Linked DNA regions of Homo sapiens: region 1 is linked to region 2. Evidence: chromatin loops called from intact Hi-C (ENCODE). Cell type or tissue: PC-3. All regions are shown on one strand. Links, peaks and the distances in the headings refer to the core of each region. The heading gives the core; the rest is flanking DNA.

The links. A loop is a pair of places that touch in the nucleus more often than their neighbours do. Peaks named below come from ENCODE experiments on the same cell type or tissue, not always from the same donor. Only the 100,000 strongest peaks of a DNase experiment are listed, where the experiment ranks them.
Region 1: a loop joins it to region 2, with 3 times the contacts of the local background. A loop is called at or near these places in 1 of 110 quality-filtered maps.

What each region holds. Positions count from the first base shown.
Region 1 is chr2:7,506,633-7,514,452 of GRCh38, reverse strand. No RefSeq gene overlaps it. Among named protein-coding and RNA genes, the nearest start is that of LINC01871, 220 kb to the left of the region's middle. In PC-3, for the core only: a CTCF peak has its summit at 3,938 (motif pointing left); no DNase peak of the experiment used is centred there; H3K27ac peaks cover 2,013 bases.
Region 2 is chr2:7,821,247-7,829,066 of GRCh38, reverse strand. It overlaps LOC105373408 (a long non-coding RNA gene), which reads left to right. Exons shown (of 4, transcript XR_922750.1): 2 at 531-711; 3 at 4,443-4,579. Among named protein-coding and RNA genes, the nearest start is that of LINC01871, 99 kb to the right of the region's middle. In PC-3, for the core only: no CTCF peak of the experiment used is centred there; a DNase peak (open chromatin) is centred at 3,246; H3K4me3 peaks cover 415 bases; H3K27ac peaks cover 2,710 bases.

The DNA of each region.
Region 1 (7,820 bases), core at 1,912-6,911, 320 kb after region 2:
GTACTATCCCTTTATTTATGCCGTTAAGGATTTAATGCCATCACCCATGTCTCTGCACGGATATAGAAAGTGGCTAAATCATGCTGAACACATTAAAAAGCTTGTACCAGACTTGACCACTAGCATCCAAAGAGTGAGTGCATCTGTGGTGGCCAGAATAAAGGCCCCCAAAGATAAATATGGACAGTCCCTGGAATCTAAAAATATGTTACATTACATGGTAAAAAAAAAAAAAAAAAAAGACAATGCAGATGTAATTAAGGTTACAGTTTTCAGAATTGGAAGATTATCCTAGACTATCTGAGTGGGTCTAATATAATCACAGAAACCCTCAAAACTGGAGCACTTTCTCTGGATGGAGTCAGAAAGATGCAGCAAAAAGGGAAGTCAGAGTGATTCCATGAGTGAGAACGTTTCAGTGCACCATTGCTGGCTCTGAGGTATAGATGCTCACACACAAAAACCAGAGAGAGGTCTCTGGAGCTTAAAGCCAGCTGTCAGGCAGCAAATGAGAACCTCACTAGTGAAACCAAAATAAAGTGGATTCTGCCAGCAACGTGAATGGCATTGGGAGCAGATTCTTGCTAGAACTGTTGATTAGAGCTTAGCCGATGGACACCTTGATTCCAGCCTAGTGAAACCAGAAGCACAGTAATGAGATGATCCAGATTTCAACCTACAAAACCATGAAATAAGAAATACATGTTTTAAAAAAACTAAGTTCGTAATAATATGTTATGGCAGCAAAGGAAACAATTGTAGCACCCTACCAGCTGGCTAGTAGCCCTAGTTGTGGTCAGCCTAGTAGATCTTTTCTTCCCTTGTCCCTCTCCCAGTGTTTATCTATTTCATTACTTCAGAGCTGCATCTGCCACAGTTAGAACATTATATATTTTAGTCACAAAATTCAACTCGCCAAGGGTCCTCAGAGAACACCCTCCCTCTTTCCTATTTTTTAACGAAGTGTCTCCATCACAAAATACTACTCTTGAGCCAAACTCACTATGACTAATTTAAAGATTGTGTAAAATTAATTCATGGACTGATATTTCCTATATACTCAGTTATAACCAATAATGAACAAATCTAGTCATTTCTTTTTCAACAACAACTTGTATTTTACTATAAATTAATGTATTCTTATGTTTAAAGTGCCTGTGGTATCATAAGCACTTGGCATAATTTATTAGGAAGTGGTGTTAATGGGGGCCACACAGCAGTGTGATTGGGACCTCGAAGTCCTCCTCTGTATGACTGTGCTGCTTCCTGGACATGCACACAGCAGCAATGGATAAGGCAGTCACTTTCCAAAAAACCAGAGTGAGTCTGATTTTAGCAAATATTTTGCTTCTTTTTTCCTTCCCTCCAAAGAGCTGTTGAGAAATATGTTCCTTGATTTTGCTGTAGCTTATCCTTCTGTAATAGTTTTCTATTGCTATGGAGCAAATTACTACAAACTTAGCAGCTTTCCACAACACACATTTATGATCTCACAGTTTTTCTGGGTTAGGGGTCCAGGCATGGCTTGGCTGGATTCTTTACTTTAGGATCTTACTAGGGTGAAATCCAGGTATTGGCTTGGGCTGAGTTCTCATTAGAATCTTGACTGGGGAAAGATTCAATTAACTTTCATGCAGCTTTGAGTCTGAGGTTCTCTTTTTCTTGCTGGCTGTTAGGCAGAGAACATACTCAGCTGGAGAGGCTGCCATGTGATCCTCTCATAGCCCTTCCTAAAGACCCTCTCCCAATGTGGCCACTCACTTCTTTAAGACCAGGAGCATAATCTCTCTTGCTTCAAATCTCTCTCTTATTAAGGTCTTACCTGCTTTGATCAGGTCTACCCAGGATCAGGGCCTTTGATTAACTCAAAGTCACCTGATTAGGAACCTTAATTGCTTTTGCAAAATCCCTTCACTTACCCAGGAAAGTGAAAGCCCACCATATTCACAAGCTCCACCTGTAAGGGAAGTACACCAGAGGACAGGGTCTGTGGCGCATCTTAAAATTTTGCCAGCTACACCTTCCTCAAACCAACCTGAGGAGAAGTGCTGGAAAGAAACAATGCATCCTGAGTAATAAGAACCCCTACAGAATAAAATAACCAAGGGTTAAGGACAAAGACAGTCTGGTATTAGCATATTTACTGGACACAGCTCAATTGTGTAACTTAGAAAGAGATCTCTTGTTTCTAAAGAGGGGAAAATTGGAAACTCAGGGAAGAGAAGAGTATGTTTCAGTTGTGCATTAAACATCTGGTAATTTCCTATAGTGGTTATGAACTCAAGCTCTGGACTCAGACATATCGCACTGGAATGCCAGTGCCACTACAGAACATGATGTCTTAACCAAGAGTCTGAACTTCTTGAACAATGCGTAAGAATTCATTGAGCATTTCCTGGGTCATAGGTACTAAGCTAAGCTCTTTATCTAAGTGAATTAAATAATAGTCTTAGCAGTTCTATGTGATAATTATTTATCACGTTAGGCACTGAGGCTTGGGGAGATCACGTAGTATGACAAAGCACATTAAACAGTGGAGGCAGTTTGAACCCTGCCCATGTGACTTCCAAGCCTTCACGCTTTACCACTACCTATAATGGTCTCTAAACTTCAGCTGCCTTAACAAACCTGGTACAGTGGGCACTCCTACCAGGGTTGCGGTGAAGACAAATTAAGCTAATGTGGGGCAGTGATCCAGCATGGTGCCACATGGTGGCTTCTAGGGCAGGGACCCGCAAGCTTATCTATAAAGAACCAGCAAGCAAACATTTCAAGCTTTGCACATCACACTATTTCTCTTTGCAGCTAAACAGCTCTGTTGTTGAAGAATGAAAGCAACAATACACAATAAGTTAACAGATGGGTGATATTGTATTCTAAGAAAACTTTATATACAAAAGCAGGCAGACCCCTGCTCCAGGACAGCAAATTAAAAAATCAAGCAGCTCATCTATCCATTTTTGCTGGAGAAAAATACTTTTTAAAATCATGCTGTAGTGTTCCTTAAATATGTCTCTTAATATGGAATTTTATCAAATAAACTTATTTAAGTAGCCAGTACTATAGGATTTAAAAAAATATATTTTTACTATGTGTAAGATCATTTCTAACAAGCTAATATAAAAGTAATTTTCTCATTTAATGGTTTCATTGGGTTGTTCAACCACTGAGCAGAAACTGAGCCACTCTGCTTTCTGTAGGCACTTGACTGTTGGCTTCCTTACGTGCGATCTGTCTTCCTGAGTTGATGTTGTGCCACACTTTCCTGTTCTTTAATGTCCTATAAGAAGATATACATTTATTATTTCATTTTCCTCTTCCATGCATTGTCTTCATATTTTTGCCCACTCTTCTTACATCTCTGCCTGAATCCCTGGTGATTCATTGTATCCTTAAAGATTCAATAAAGAGATAAGCTGCATGTTAACTTGAACAGGGGACGCTTAATATAAAGAATTTATTAGATATAACAGGGGATTGGAATACAGCTGGTAGAAGAAAAGAGAACTCTAAGGGATCTAGAAATAGAAGATATAAGGAGGCACCACTAGCCCTAGGGCGGAGAAAGAGTCCCCAAGAAAGTGCACCTCCTCCCCCGCAAGGCTGAGGCACAGACTTTGTTGAGGAGGGCACAGCTGTGGGCCACCACATGGCAGGTAAGACACTGGGGTACTGCACTGGCAGAACCTGATGGAAATCCACCCTCAGGGATTTGCACTAAATGGACCCCCTCAATTGCAGGGGAAAGCCATTCATAGTGAGGTGCTCACTAGAGGCTCAATGCTAAAAGCATGCCCATGGGCAACGCCAGGATAGGCAGCTAGCCACGGCACACTGCAGGAGCCACGCCCTAGAGAGGATGAGCACCCTGCAGGCTGCCTGCCAGGCAAGCACCAGAACCAGAATACAAAATCCATGCTTCCTGCAATGTCTCTACCACCCTCTACTGACAAAGTTTAATGTCATGGCAGCCAGCAAAGAAAAGATAAATAAATGAAAGGCCCAGATTCATTTCCACAAAGCAGACAAAAGGGATATATTTGGAGCTGATCGGCAATAAATCAATAATGAACACACTCATTTTCCATCTCATCTTTTGTTTTACACATGGTGCCTATGTTTTCTGTATTTTGTCAACTTGAAGTAAATACGTTTTCAGAATCTCTTGGTGTTTCTGTACCATATTGTTTTCATGGCCCATTGGGCAATGCTGCCAATCCTCTGGGAAATTTTGCTGTGAATGATGAGGCAGTTTCTCTGCAGGAATTATGCAGCTCACCCGCAGTCTTCTGCCATGCCTTGCCATTGACCCACCAGCCCCTCCATGTCCTAGGAAACATTTTAAACCCCTATGTCTTATGCAAGCCACTGACAGTTCTCCTTATGATCAATCAGAGAATTGTGTCACAGCATATTAAGGGAGCATGCACATCTCTCTACCAAAACTTTGACGTGGTGCATGTCACCAATCGGCTTCTGGTGAGCTCAACCCACCAGAGTGTTACACTGCAAAAACATATCTGAATTCTAACTTAAGTTCAAACATAAAAGCCCAGCTACTATTAAGTATATTATGGTATATCTGTTAAATAGATCAGTAAGCAACCATGAGGAAACATTTATGAATATATAATAAGATGTAAAATGCCCACAATATAAATTGAAGTTAAAAAATCAGAATGTAGGCCAGGCATGGTAGCTCATGCCTGTAATCCCAGCATTGTGGGAGGCTGAGGTGGGTGAATCACTTGAGGCCGAGTATTGAAGACAGCCTGGCCAACATGGTGAAACCTTATCTCTACTAAAAATATAAAAATCACCCAGGGGTGGTGGCTTGAGCCTGTAATCCCAGCTACTTGGGAGGCTGAGGCAGGAGAATCACTTGAACCCGGGAGGCAGAGGTTGCAGTGAGCTGAGATCATGCCACTGCACTCCAGCCTGGATGATAGAATGAGACTCTGTCTCAAACAAAAAAAAGATCAGAATGTATCATACACACCTATATAACCAACAAAATGCATTAATAGCAATTATTTCTATAGTAAGAATGTTGAATTTTCTTCTTTATATTTATATGTATTTTGATAAATTTTCTTTAATGGACATTATGTTTTAAAAGAAAAAATTAAGACTAATTTAAAACATGTGACACCTCATCTCTGTGTTTTCCCTTCCTTTCCTAAAAGATTACAGCTCCATAAAGAAAGCATTCCTAGAATTGTAGTACATACAAGAAGCTCAATAAATTCTTATTATATTGAAATTATTTGACCACATAAAATGAATAGAAGAATGCATTCTTATTTTTTTCAATGATGAAAATAAAAATCATTCTTTCAGGGCCCCTATCCTCTACTCAGCTCATGGACAACTCATTAGAAATTCTATTTCCAAGGTTTAGGGTTTTATTTTTAGTGTTAAAGAGAGAATACATTGTTTTATTTGGTGCTAGAGGCTTTGCATTTTTTTATCATTGTTCTAAGAATTAAAAAAGAGTTGTTATATTTTTAGTTAATGTGAAAGTTACATTGCCACACATCAATTTGGAAGATCTATAAATGCTACCAGGTGACCTTCAAGGAAGAAGAGTTCAAAGCTTATCTCAAAATCCATACTTGGTAGTAAATGCTTCAGCTCATATTCATTTGACCAGACATAATTGGAAGACATGAGGGGAAGTTATAGGCTTACAGGGTTCATTCTTCTAATCCTAAAAGCCTTTGTCATTAGGCTCAATGGAAGATAAACCTATTTTACCTTAAAAATGAAAGATGACATGTAACAGCTATAGACAGGATTTCCTTTTTACTCATCAGCCATCTATGTTACATGGCATAATTAATCAAATAAACATTTCTGAAATAAACATTTTTGGCATGCACACTGGGTGAAGTGAAATGTTTGAATAGCTGGGATCGATAAATCATCCTATGTAATAAAAGCTATTGGCCTTGTTTTTACCTTCCCTTTTAAGGGATTAACAAGGAACTGGCAAGAAACACAAAACTGTTGATATGGGCTTCCAGCTGGCATTGATTACAGGCTGCAGTCTAATGCTATAATGTTTTGCGTTAGTACAATTTAACTAGCGACGGCTCACCTACTGCCTCCTGGGACTTGCCAGTGGAGTGCTCTTTAATGTCATTTTGCTTTTCATCTTTGAACACATACATTCTTAAAAGACCTTGCCTAGCAAAATATTGTCCTCTTCAACATGGTTTAGTGTATATTAGTGTTGAGTTGAAAAATGCTACTTAAATCTGGTTACAAGCTTTTCTCATTCACTTGTTCACAATGTTATTGAACACTTGTGTATGCCAAGAATATGCTCAACTATAGAGATAGCAAGAAGAAAAATATTCTACCCCTGCCTTCAAGGAGATTTTAAGGGGGACAAGTATAATGATTACCATGCCAAATAATGTTAAAATAATGTAAAATCAGACTGGTTGGTTTAGACTTCCAAGGCAGAGATTAAAAGGAGTCCAGGCTGCTCACCAACTGAAACAAGACACTATACATTGACAAAGAGTTTTAAAGGTAGCCATTAAAAACAATTTATTTCATTAAATATAACACTAAGTCTGATAAGGCTAATATTGAAAGACCAATTTTTAAACGTGTTTTCTTAAACTAAAATGAGTTTTCATTGAGAATAAAGATCAGAAGAAAATATATTATATTTCCCAGAGATTGCACTGAAAGATTTGGGGGATAAAATGACAGAGTAGTTTGTAAGGAGAAGGATTGGCAAGAGTAAAAATGCATTTCTGCATCCTGGGGAGTCCAACTAATATTCCCTGGTCATTATTCCACCAATTTCCTGAGAGTGTCTAATTTGTCCCTCATAACCAACCTCTCCTGACCGCAGTATGAGACACGTATCATCACCATTCCTATCTTACCACATCTATGGAAACTGAAGCACAGGTCCAGGATAGTGCAGCAAACCATGACCGATGGGCAGACTGGGGAATTGAATTCAAACCATCCGTCTCCAGAGCCCATCATCTATCAGGCTGAGATGTGTCACAAGGCCAGGGTCCCAGAAGAGAACAAAGCAATTACTTCTGGAGGACTGAGGCAGTGCCCGCTGTGCCTGAGGAATTGTGCAGGATACTGTCACCCAGAAAGAGACTCTGTGGAAAGAGCCTGGACATGCACTCTAATCACAGGCTCTCAAGAGCACCCCGAGAAGTGCTGATGCTTCACAGAGCAGAAGACTCACACATGTCCCCTCACCATAGGAAGCCACCAGAAAAGCCATGGGACACTACTAGTTGGCCCCAGAGTTCCATGCCTTTCTTCCCTAGTAAGAAAACAGTGGCCAGGCCCAGGTCACAGGCTGGAGGTTAGATATTTGTTGGCGTCTCTTGGATCTTAGAGTGGCTGGCAATTAATTGGCACCCAAAATTGCAAATAAAAATGATGTGTGCTTGCTTGAAAGGAAATCCTCCCTTTCTATTTCACCATTCTTCCGCATTGTTCCATGTGGGTGGACCCATGGCCAGGCTCCAACCACATGGATGGCAACAATATCATAGAGGAATACAGGAGAAAAAAGATGGAAGGAATCGAGGTCCCTGAATGATCTCTTATTTTTGAGCCACACTGACAACCTGAGCTTTCTGCCTGCCTCTGATCTCTCACATAAAAGAGAAATAAACCTCTATCTTATTTAAGCCACCAACATTTTTGTCTCTTTGTTAAAGAAATATGGCCTGCACCATCAAGTCCTATAACACCTCATATTAATACTTATGAGAAATACATAAGTATTAACATTGCTGAATGGCTAATCAGACCAAATAAATGATAAC
Region 2 (7,820 bases), core at 1,371-6,370:
GATGCTTATCTTTGGTACTGAGGTTGAGGTTTTGCATTGGGAATGATCACATGTGGCCTCCAAATCTCGGATAAAAGTGTTTTTACTATGCTGGGTGACATGCTTATATTTTTTATATACATGTACACTTTCTTTATATTCTTTTATATGCATAGTATCCACACAATAAAACAAAAAATTAGGAATCAAATCAGAAGTAAAAAGTAAACAAGGCACATCTCACATTTAGAAGGCAGTGTGCTTTGGGATGGTGCAAAGGTCTGAGAGGTGGCCAGGGAAAAGATGGCCAAAATGCGGATGGGGTGAAGACCATTGACTTTATGGAGGTCAAGAATTCAGCAGGTCCATATCTTTGGGTAGTCAACAAGGTGAGTATAGACAGCAACCAGGACGATCTGAGGCATCGACAGCATGTGGAACTGAGAAGGCATTGGGGTCTCTTTGCATGTAGGGGTCTACACATTGGATGCTGTTGGGAACAGCACTGGGGAAAGCCTTCACTCATTTTCAGTCACTCGTTTTTCTTCCAGAGGAGGGTCCCAAAGCTGTAAGAGAGAAAACTACTTGAGCAGAGGCCCCAGCTGGGCTGGTGGCCCCGAGGCTGACTGCGGTGTGTGCTCCTCCCTCAGGAGGCCATTGCCTTGCTTGACATCTCCTGGGCAAGTCTCCACAGAACCTCTTATCAAACTCCAAAGTCATCTTCTTCCACACGTATGTTCTAGTTTGAGTGGAAATGACAATAACCACGTTTGCGTAACCTACTGATTATGCCCAATGGATGGCAAGAGCTTTGTGTTGAGTGGCTCGTGTGTGCTAATTCTAATTATTCCCCATGATTTTTCTGTACAGTAGTTAGTTTCCAGACTGATGACGGGAAGAGTGCTCAGTGCAGATGGGAAATGCTTATTATGCTAATTGAGTTCTGCGTTGTTAGTGGAAATTATTAACTGGAGATGTTAGCAATACCTCTGGTAGAATTAAGGGGGTGACAAAGTAAAAGGCCAAGATAAATGGCACCATGTCTGTAGGATGGACTGGGCCAGGGCTCCAAGTTCAAAGGAAGAAAATAGAGATTTTGTTTGTTAAAAATTTTAATTTAAAGGGTATCACATTTTTATAGTAAAATTTACTGGAAAAGAGATAAAATGATAGGGAAATGGTTTCTGTTTATTTACTAATTCTAAATATGATAATTGCATTAAAATATAGTATTTTAACAAGAAGACACTTAGGAAATGTCAAGAAGAATAAAAGAGCAATAATCCAATGTAAACTCTAATATAACATCCATATAGTTAGACAGGAACACTGAACAAAAAAAGAAGAAAAGAAGTCAGATAGAAGAAGAGTCTCTAACAACATGTACAGAGGACAGTTGTTGAAACTAGTTGAAAAAATAACTTTAACTCCTACCAATATTCTGAAAAGCCAGAAATTGATTGTTTTTCTAGAAAAGTATAGATTAAAAATGGATTCAAGCAGGTAAATAATTTGAACATACCAATAAACATGGAAGGCCTTAAAAAATTCAAAGAATTCACTTTAATGAGTGTCCTGAAACGAGACAGTTCTAAAATTATGTTTTTTCATGCATTTGTGTTTTAGGTAAATCTGGTGTTTCATAGTATATTCCATAGAATATGATGGCGAGTAGGGAAAGAAAAAGAAATTTTATTTTATTTAATTATGAAGATAGCATAACCCTTATACTAAAATCTGAAAAATAAATTATAGAAAAATTATAGATCATCTTAATTTGATATGCTAATATCTATAATGAAATTAAACAATAAGGTATAAATATCCGTAACGAAATTGAACAGTAGAATATATAAAATATTAAAACCAGAAAGGGCTTATAACTCAGGAATTAAATAATCCTTCTCTATTAATTAATGTATAGCTACTTCACAATATACATTTCAAGAAAGATAACATATATTTAAAAATATGGTAGGTGTTAAAAATACTTGCTAAATGTTCATTTCCGTTTAAAAATGTAGTGTTACATAGTAGAATGGTAGCCTTTCAAAACATATGCCCACATCCTATTCCCTGGAACCTGCAACCTTACTTGGAAACAGAATCTTTGCAGATGTAAACAACTTAAAGACCTCGAGATGAGATCATCTGTATTATTTGAGTGGGCCCTAAATCCAATGACAAGCATATTATAAGAGACACACAGACGAAAGGCAGGCACAATACTAGGAAGCAACTAACCAGAGAGGCAGAGATTGGAGTGATGCGGCCATAAGCCAAAGGCCAGCTGGAGCTGCCAGAAGCTGGAAGAGGCAAAGGAAGAAAGTATCTGTTGCTTTGGAGGCACTAAAAGGACACCTTGATTTTGGACTGCCGGCCTCTAGAATATGAAAGAACACATTTCTGTTATTTTAAACCACCAGTTGGTGGTAAGTTTTTACATCAGTCTCAGAAAACTAATTTAAAAACTTTAAAGTATTAATAGATGGATACTTATGTATTATGATGAAAAGTATCTATCTGCCAACGCTGGACTCTGTAAGTGCTTAAAATATAACTGCAACTTCTCCTGGATAGAGCAAAGGATTTGATTGCTAAATCTTTTGGACCAATCATGAGTTTATGACAGTGGACAAGTTTGCTTGTAGGTAAACCTCACTTTCTTCATCTCTAAAACGTGGTTAACAAAACACCATTCAGAGTAATTATTACAATTTGACATAATGCATTAAAAAGTTTACACAGTTCCCAGCACACAATAAGCACGTGATAAATATATTCCATACACACAGATACACAAAAGGACATGGTACCTGGGGCCACGCTGATTGACATCTGGCAGCTTCTAATTTCATTATGTGGTTCAGTAAGACAAGTGCTATTGTACAAAAGTAAAGCTAACAAGCTTAAACCAAAGTTTATTTTTTTCTTCATATGACTCAAAAAGAAATAACATCAAAGAAAAATCAGTTACAATTACAAAATGACTAAACTATAAGAAAAGTGTAAGGACCTTTTGTATCGGCTATGAATGAGAACATACTTTCCCAAAAGCTGTCTTTAAAAGCTGTGAACACCAGAGAAAAGCAGTGCCGCACACCCAGGTGCTCTCTGTGGGCGTGCTCTGCAGATGACTTGGGGTTAGGAAAGTGAGTTTCTAGAATTCTTGGCTTGTGCATCTGAGAGGTACTTTCCTCGGCTTGTTTGTTTTGCGTGAAGAGTTGCTAGGAATGATTCAGAATGTACATGTTTGTGTAGTGAAAGTCCTGGGGTTCTGGCATCCAGTGAGGGTCCTGGCCCCTGTACAAAGTCTTCTTTCTCATGTGGGAGCTGGCTGCTCCCCGGAAGTGGGTATAAAAGTCAGACAGCATTCCTCTCATTCCCAACCAAACAGGTCTCTCACAGAGAGGGAAATAAATGTCCCACTGGCCTGTGTGGGGGCGTTCCGGAAAAGGGCCTATTTCCATTCTCCAGGCACTTCTACAACTGCCCTGATGTCTGGAAGAGCCTTCGTGATTGGTGAAAATACAACTGATTTTCTAGTAGAAATATAGCTTCCCTCCAGAAGATCTATTCCACCTGAGCAAGAAGCTGGTTCTTTAGGCTGAGGATGGTATGGAGACTGTCTTAGTCTGTTTTGTGCTGCTATAACAAAATACCAGAGACTGAATAATTTGTAAATAACAGAAATGTATTCCTCACAGTTCTGGAGGCTGGGAAGTCGAAGACCAAGGTGCCAGCAGATTTGGTGTCTGGTCTGTTTCTAAGGTGGCACCTTGTTACTTCATCTTCCAGAAGATACAAAGGATGTGTCCTCACATGACAAGGCCAAGTGAGCTGAATACTGCTTGAAGTCTCTTCTATAAAGGCCTCAATTCCATTCTCAAGAGAGGGGCCCTCATAGCTTAATCACCTCTTAAAGGTCTCATCTCTTACTACCACCACATTGACCATTAAGATTCAACACCTGAAGTTTGGAGGGGACCCATTCCAACCCTAGCAGGGATTACCTCTCCTGTCCTTCCACTCATCAGTGAAAGGATGCCTCTGTCCCCCTCTCCTGTTTCTGGACCTATTAGATTTAAGGACATTTAGAAAGGGAGAAATGGCTGAGGAAGTTAAAAAAAAATGGTTTGATAAACTGTGGAATAAAAATAATCTCCATAGAACTTAATTGGTACTTTTTACTTGAGGGAAATCCATGTGGCCCCAGTTAGCATGATTATTTTTGGTCATGCTTGACATCTATGTTTGCAAGAATATTAATTTATTTGGCTGACAAGCCATGAAATGTCTATCTTTATGTTTCCCATTTGGTTATTCATCCTATGCATTAGGGAAAACACAAAGAAACCTAAAGACACCAGTAGGTGGTCCAAGTGGGGAGGCAAACACTGGCAACTGACACATCTTGCTATGTGTAAAAATCTATGCTCACGTCGCTCTGTTTTATTCCACAGGTTGTGCTATTAGAGATTAGAGGAGTTAATGTAGGTGCAGCTTCCTCACAGAAAATGCAAGACACACAAGGGCTGCTTTCAGCATTCTGCTTGATCGTGCACAGCTAGACGCAGAGCACTCAGGAGCACACAGGAGGGTAATAAAAATCACATCCACCATGCTTTCTGGTTTGCAAAAGCCCTTTGGGAATGTCATCTCATGTGCCTGAATGCAGTGCTCCCTACCTCTGCTTCTCACAGTGGGGTTCTCCTTCCAGATCCTGGTGTCCAGGAGAAACCTAGACATGGTCTTTATCACATTCAGACACTTCTCCATCTGCATGAGCAAGTACAGGATAAGGTGCTATGTTTTACTATCTTTGTACTGTCAGGGATGCAGATGGATAAGTGGTATTTTGGCACTAATTTGCAAAGCTAAAGGCCCCAGCTCCTAGTTACAAAGAATTTTTTGCTTCTCTTTAGTGGTTTCCATAGCAGTGTGTTTCTCCCCACAGAACAAGCTCTGGAAGAATTAGCACAAGAGTTTTGGAGATGATACTACTTGTTTCATTTTACAGTGCTTACCCTTTGACAATAGCTGCGTTCTTTGCTACATCTGAGGTTCATGATATTTTTATACCAAATCAAGAACTTAATTTAAAATACTGTCCAAAATAACATCTCATACAAACTTGGAAATCTTGGGAAAAAAAAATAACCAACCATTATGAAACTTTTAACCCACTCTATAATTTCAAGGGATAAAAAGCTCTTTATGTGAAAATGTATTGATAACATTTTGCCAAACACACAAGGACTCGAATCTTTCCCATGATGAAAAGATTTCTTCACCCATTGGGAAGATGTGTTTGCTTCTTATTTCATTCAACAAACACTTACTACACACAAGGTACATGCCAGCATTGCTTCAACCCTTGGAGATATACAGCCCTAGGACATTGTCCTCAAAGAACAGCAAGAGTGTAGTGTGAGATTTTTTAAAAAGGAAAAGATGAAGGCAATATGGCAGTGGTTGAGGGAGGGCTTTCCAGTGTCTGTGGAGTATGATGGAGGGGCACGGAGGTGGGGGTGGCCGTCCTCACTCCTCCGTCTGCGTGGAGGGTCAAAAGAGGAAATATACCAGCATGTGCTGGATTTGTACTATAAGCCAGACACTGCACTGTGCTGGTGGACACTCCAGCCTTACACCTTGCAAGTATGTTTGTACATATAGATTTTAAGAATTCAACAATTCTAGGAGATAGCTAGCCTTAATCCCATTTTCCAAATGATAAAACTCAGGCCAAAAGTGTTCCCAAATATATTCCTTACCCATCCCATTCTAAAGCCAAGTGTTGTAACACCGCTTCACCAGTCTTCAAAAATATGTAGCAATTGTCCAGATTTCACCATGAGCAAATGGACAAATGCCCAAATTAGCAAAAGTCGGGGTTAAATTTTGGAATAACATTAATTCAGGATTAATTAGGATTAATCAATTAATTAGGATTGAGATGGGAAAGGAGCAGCGGCAGATTGGGCAACCCTGGCATGCTTCAGTCAGGAAGGAAAACTAAATGTGGGTTGGTGCCGAAGGATTTTATAATGGGGACGGATGTTTTTAGGCGATAGCAGGTAGACACTGCATTGACAGGTGAAAATAGGGAGCTGTTGCCCAGGGAAGACCCCTTCATGCCCTGGCTATGAGATGCAGAGGAGTCATTGTTGTACTGGCTTCATGATTCTTCAGGTACCAAAGTCTGAAAACAACATTGGGTTTAGTTCTGGAGGCCCGGGTGATCCCTTCCTTCCAATCAATTGCTCTTCCTTCTGCGGAAGAACTGAATAAAGAGGGAACTTTCCATGAGGCTGAAATGTCATCCTTTGATCTCCAATCCACTATGCACCTGGACTGGACTAGCCTCATGACACCAGGATAGGACCTAATTCCAGCATTCAAGCAACTCCATGTCTGTACATATAAAACATGATTAAGGGGCAATCAAATAAGGACCACCACCCCTTCTGCCTGGCTGGACAGCAGTCCTGGAGGGCAGTCAGGTCCCTGGTGGCTGCTCCTGCTGCTGCTCAGCACCAGGTGGGCACAGTGGTCCAGGAGGACTGTGGCCTCCACACTCCTAGACGGGGAAAGCCCCCATGTGGAGGCTCCCGCTTTGCAAGGGATTTGGGGGATTGCCTCTACAGGAGCTTTTTCAAATATGCATCAAGTGTAGACAGTTCTGCAGGCCTGGGACTTCTGGACATCCCGGACTTTAGTCTTTCAGGCTCAGCTCAGGTGCAATGGGTAGGCAGAGGCTTTGTTAGTGCTTTGGACCTCCTGGGACCTCCTAGGAGTTAGCAACTGTCATGTCCACAGCAAACCCTTGCTGCTTATGTCCTTGGACCTTGGGCACACGGCTCATCTGGAGGCTAGAGGGTGAGCAGATTCTGAACAGGGTGCAGTTGGGAGGTCCAACACCCCTCCTGGGCTCAATCAGTCACCTCCTTCCTGGTTATGGCTGGGACCAAGGCGCTGGGACCCTGGAACTGTGTGACCTGGGGCCTGGGACCCAGGCACTGAGACCTCAAGCTGTGACCAGGAGCTGCACCCAGGGAGCTGGGTGGGCAGGTGGAATTCTGGGCACAATCTTTGCCAGCTTTATCTTCCTGAGCAATGTAGAATAAGAACAGGGATAAGGGCTTCTCTGTCTGATTTCTGAGTAAAAGGGAACTGTCTATATTTTCACCGTTACGTATGATATTTGCTATAGATTCTGGTTTTCCTATTTCTAAAGTACTCAGTTTTCATACTAGCAGATTATGAATCTTATATGTAATTTTTCTGCAACTAGTATGAATATTTTTCCTTTTGACATCTATATATATGGTAAGTTTGTTAACACATTTGTAATGTTGTCATTTCAACCTTTAATTCCTGAATTATAACAAATTTGGCATGGTCTATTGTATTTTTTATTTTTTTTTGAGATGGAGTCTTGCTCTGTTCCCCAGGCTGGAGTCTTGTGGTGCAATCTCGGCCCACTGCAACCTCCACCTGCTGGGTTCAAGCGATTCTCCTGCCTCAGCCTCCTGAGTAGCTGGGATCACAGGTGCGCGCCACCATGCCCAGCTAACTCTTATATTTTTAGTAGAGGTGGGTTTTCACCATGTTGGTCAGGTTGGTCTCAAACTCCTGATCTTATGATCTGCCCACCTCAGCCTCCCAAAGTGCTGGGATTACAGGCTTGAGTCACCGTGCCTGGCTGGTCTATTGTATTTTTATGTATATTACTTAGATTCAATTTCCCAATATTTTGCTAAGGAACTTTTTGCATCCTCATTCAGGAATGAAATAGCCTGCAGTTTACTTTTCTTTTGCTTCTCTTATATGATTTTTAT